Regions from separate parts of the Homo sapiens genome. Here region 2 is linked to region 1. A link is an interaction called in ENCODE POLR2A ChIA-PET data of the cell type or tissue named here. Cell type or tissue: B cell. All regions are shown on one strand.

Region 1 (2,500 bases):
ACACACCTGCCCTCGTGATACAGATGAGGAAACTGAGACTTTATTACTATTATTATTTTTTGAGACATAGTCTTGCTCTGTCACCAGGCTGGAGTGCAGTGGCGTGATCTCGGCTCACTGCAACCTCCACCTCCCGGGTTCAAGTGATTCTCCTGCTTCAGCCTCCTGAGTAGCTGGGACTACAGGCCCGTGTCACCATGCCCAGCTAATTTTTGTATTTTTAGTAGAGTCAGGTTTTCACCATGTTGACCAGGATGGTCTCGATCTCTTGACCTCGTGATCCTCGTGATCTGTGAGGCCTCTTGGCCTCAGCCTCCCAAAGTGCTGGGATTACAGACATGAGCCACTGCGCCTGGCCGAAACTGAGACTTCAAAAAGTGATATGAGGCCACGCGTGGTGGCTCATGACTGTAATCCTAGCACTTTGGGAGCCTGAGGCGGGTGGATCACCTGAGGTCAGGAGTTTGAGACCAGCTGGGCCAACATGGCGAAACCCCGCCTCTACTAAAAATACAAAAATTAGCCAGGTGTGGTGGTGCGGCCTATATTCCCAGCTACTTGGGAGGCTGAGGCAGAAGAATTGCTTGAACCCAGCGGGGCAGAGGTTGCAGTGAGCTGAGATTGCGCCGCTGCACTCCAGCCTGGGCAAAAGAGTGAAACTGTCTCAAAAAATAAATAAAAATAAAAATAAAAAGTGATATGACAGACCCAAGGGCAGAATAAGTGGCTGGCAGAGCTAGGATTAGTGGCTGTATCTTTGTGGCTGCACAGCTGTGTTCTTTCAAGGATTGCTATGCAGCAGTCAGGCCAGAGGGGCAGATGACCCCGGACCCAGGACCCAGGCTCTGAGTGGGAAGCCAGCACCCCACAACCCCCCTGACCCCCCTACCAGTCTGTTCTCCAGGGCTGCCTGTTCCCTTACTCTTACAGGTTTGGCGTTCCATAAGAATGACACCCAAGCCAGAGATCCAGGGAGTAGAGGCAGCCAGACTGCCTTAGAGCGGGGGGTCCCTAAGTCATCCAGGCCACTGCTCAAGAAACCCACACCTCTAGGTACACCTACCCCTTCCTCCCCACCCTCAGTAGGCTTGCAGCCACGTGACTTTGGGTTATGGTCACATGTCTGCCACCTGCCTGCTGAGGGACCTCGGTGAGTCCCTTAACTCTCCTGAGCCTCATCTGAAAAATAGGAGTAATAGAACCTGCTCTGGCCTCCTTGCTGTCTTTGCTGGGTTGAACTTTCACTGGATAAACCACATGCTGGACTCTGGCTGGGTGCCAAGATGTTGATGATGGACAAGCCATGGCCCCTTCCCGAGTTAACCTGCAGCATGCTTAGGTTATGGGGGTAGAGAGGAGGGAGGAAAGAACATGAGGCTGTGTGGACAGGGGTGACATTTGAATTCAGTCCTGATAAAAGATCAGGAGTTTGCCAAAGTGACAAGGCAGGAAAGGCTTTCTTGGTAGAGGGAGCCACCATACAAATGCTGGGGATATAAAATAGACTGTTTTCAGGGTCTGTGGTTGTTCAGTTTAGCTCAAAAATAGGGCCCAATGATAAGAATGGCTATTGTTTGTAGGCCAGTTACATGTCAGGTGTATATATTTATAGGCATTATTTCATTTGCTTCTTGCCGCCACCATTGAGGTATGTTACTTTGATCCGCATTTCACAGATGAGGAAACTGAAGCCCCAGTAAATGAACTAACCTTCTAGGGGTCACGCAGGTGGTAGAAGCCAGAATTTGAACCCACAAGGTCAGGTTGCAAAACCTACATTCCTAGTTATTGTGCTGGGCAGTTGAAGATGATGGCCTTGATTTCTATGCTAAGGAGCTGGGACTTGATTCTACAGGCAGTGGAAGCCACAGAGGGGTTTGGGGCCTGGTACATAGAAGGTTCTCAGCAAATGTTGACTGAGTGAGTTGAGTGCAGCAGTTGCACTTGATTTTAGGAATGATGAGGGTTTGGAGTGGGGAAGGCTGTGGGGCAGGGAGCTGGTGGGTAGGCTGTTCTGATCATCTGCAGGAATTATGTCAAGAGTCTAGAATGCTGGGTGAAGTGGAGCTCAGTCTACAAAAGCATCCCTACCACAGCCCAGCCCCTGGGCCCTGACCAACCCATCCCTTCTCCCCAGGCTGCTGAGAGATGACAGTGTGTGTATGGATGTGTGCATGGAGGGGCCTGTAGAACATTTGGCCCCTGGGGAGAGATTAGGGGCATTAAAGGGGCTCAGGGGGCAGGATGTCCTGGGAGTGGCAATGGGGAGCTGTTCCAGGGGCAGGGAGATTATGTAATGGGTAGAGCACAGCTGTGCCTACCCAGCTGTAGCCAAGCAGGGCTACAGCTGCCCCATGGACCCAGCTCCTGGCTCCAAAGTCCAGATCCAGACCTGTTCTAGAGCAGGCCTTCCTAGCTGTTGGGAACCTCCTGTCTGCCTCACCACACTCTCCCTGTTCTAGGAGGGGTGGGGCAATTTCTTTCAGCTTCCAAACGCCCA
Region 2 (2,500 bases), 150 kb after region 1:
CCAGCACTTTGGGAGGCCGAGGCAGGTGGATCACTTGAGATCAGGAGCTTGAGACCAGCCTGGCCAACATGGTGAAACCCCGTCTCTACTAAAAATACAAAAAAATTAGTTGGGCGCGGTGGCACCTGCCTGTAGTCCCAGCTACTCAGGAGGCTGAGGCAGGAGAATCACTTGAACTCGGGAGGCAGAGGTTGCAGTGAGCCAAGATTGTGCCATTGCACTCCAGCCTAGGCAACAGAGTGAAACCCTGTCTCAAAAAAAAAAAAAAAAAAAAAACAAAGTAAAAGTTTAGAATATTCAGTAAGGATCCAGTTGCAGTGGCTCACACCTCTAAGCAGGAGGATTGCTTGAGCTCAAGAGTTTGAGACCATCCTGGGTAACATAGTGAGACCCCATCTCTACAAAAAAACAAACAGAAAAATTAGCCCAGTGTGGTGGTGTGCTCCTGTAGTCACAGCTACTTGGGAGGCTGAGGTGGGAGGATCACTTGAACCCAGGAGGTCGAAGCTGCAGTGAGCCATGATCACACCATTGCATTCCAGTCACTGCACTGCAGCCTAGGTGAAAAAACGGGACCCGTCTTAAAAAAAAAAAAAAAAAAAAAAAAAAAAGGCCAGGCACAGTGGCTCACACCTGTAATCCCAGAACTTTGGGAGGCCGAGGCAGGCAGATCATGAGGTCAAGAGATTGAGACCATCTTGGCCAGCATGGAGAAACCCCGTCTCTACTAAAAATACAAAGAAAAAAAAAAATTAGCTGGGCGTGGTGGCACTCGCCTGTAGTCCCAGCTACTCGGGAGGCTGAGGCAGGAGAATCACTTGAACCCGGGAGGCGGAGGTTGCAGTGAGCCAAGATCATGCCATTGCACTCCAGCCTGGACAACAGAGAGAGACTCTATCTCAAAAGCAAAACAAAACAAAACAAACAAACAAAAAACAAAACAAAAAAAGAAAGAAAGAAAGAAGGAAGGAAGGGAGGGAGGGAGGGAGGAAGGAAGGAAAGAAAGAAAAAGAAATTCAAAAAGGAATTTTGGTCTCTGATTTTTAAGTGTAAAGCTGAAATAATTCAACAAAATTTATTTTTATTTTTGTTACAAATTCTTTCATACTTAGTTACATCATTGTGGTTTGTGGCCTCTGTTGTTTTCCTTTTCCTTTACAGGTACACCAGGCAAGTTCTCCTAATGCCTGGCCCTCAGGGAAGCTTATAGAGTGAGGCAATTTGGAAAACCCTGTTTTGGAACTGAGTTGCTCCTCAATAGCTCCCCATGGAAGAAGGATTCCTAGTACTGTACATCACTGGCACACAACTTGGTCTGGAGTGAGGACTGTGGCTTCCTTCTTGAGGCACTCTGACCCAGGAGATTCACAGACTGGAGCACCAGGTGATCACCCAGGCACCTTGTCCTCCCATGTAATACTTGAGCTAGTCTCCTCTGAGTGTTATAATGACAGACCCAAGAGGCTGCCCAATTTGTTTGCTTTCATTTTGTTTTTATATTCTTTCAACTTTTAGGCTGACCTTATCTCCCTGATTTTCCTCGTCTAGGGAAGAAAATGTGACATATACTGTCACAGGCAAGTTTCTAGCACACCATACCATGTTAGTGAAATGTGCTTCTTCCTTTTTTTTTTTTTTTTTTTTTGAGATGGAGTCCTGCTTTGTCACCGAGGCTGGAGTGCAATGGCCTGATCTCAGCTCACTGCAAACTCCACCTCCCAGGTTCAAGCTATTCTCCTGCCTCAGCCTCCTGAGTAGCTGGGACTACAGGTGCGCTCCACCATGCCTAGCTAATTTTTTAGTAGAGATGGGGTTTCACCATGTTAGCCAGGATGATCCACCCGCCTCAGCCTCCCAAAGTGCTGGGATTACAGGGGCGAGCCACCATGCCCAGCCTGCTTCTTCCTTTTTTCAATTTTTTTTTTTTTTTTTTTGGAGACGAGTCTCACTCTGTTGCCCAGGCTGGAGTGCAGTGGCACAATCTCAGTTCACTGCAACCTCTGCCTCCTGGGCTCAAGTGATCCTCCTGCCTCAGCCTCCTGAGTAGCTGGGACTACAGGCACATGCCACCATGCCTGGCTAATTTTTGTATTTTTGATACAGACGGGTTTTTTCACCATGTTGCCCAGGCTGGTCTCGAACTCCTGGACTCAAGTGATCCTACACCGTCAGCCTCCCAAAGTGCTGGGATTACAGGTGTGAGCCACCATGCTGGACCTTGCTTTTTCCTTTTAAAATAATTTTTCAATATACTTTTATAAATTTGACCTCTTGCCAACAACTTTCTATTACTGTGTACCCAGCACTACCCATATGAATGCCTAAGCAGTATAGAACTTAAGAATTTGTTTTCTTCTCTTTTCTAAATTATTAGGAGTCTAATGCTGTCAACTGGTAAATGTTTTGAGTTTAAGGTAAACATCACATAGTTAACAAATACTTTTACAAATGCTATAACAGACAATTGGGTTTGGGGCCAGGCATGGTGGCTCACACTTCC

The links. Peaks named below come from ENCODE experiments on the same cell type or tissue, not always from the same donor. Only the 100,000 strongest peaks of a DNase experiment are listed, where the experiment ranks them.
Region 2: POLR2A ChIA-PET joins it to region 1 with 7 read pairs; 15 of 35 experiments call an interaction of 5 or more read pairs at or near these places.

The regions. Positions count from the first base shown.
Region 1 is chr1:26,533,038-26,535,537 of GRCh38, forward strand. The region is part of intron 1 of RPS6KA1 (ribosomal protein S6 kinase A1); the gene reads left to right. Among named protein-coding and RNA genes, the nearest start is that of RPS6KA1, 4.5 kb to the left of the region's middle. In B cell, no CTCF peak of the experiment used is centred here; a DNase peak (open chromatin) is centred at 1,074.
Region 2 is chr1:26,681,469-26,683,968 of GRCh38, forward strand. No RefSeq gene overlaps it. Among named protein-coding and RNA genes, the nearest start is that of ARID1A, 13 kb to the right of the region's middle. In B cell, no CTCF peak of the experiment used is centred here; no DNase peak of the experiment used is centred here.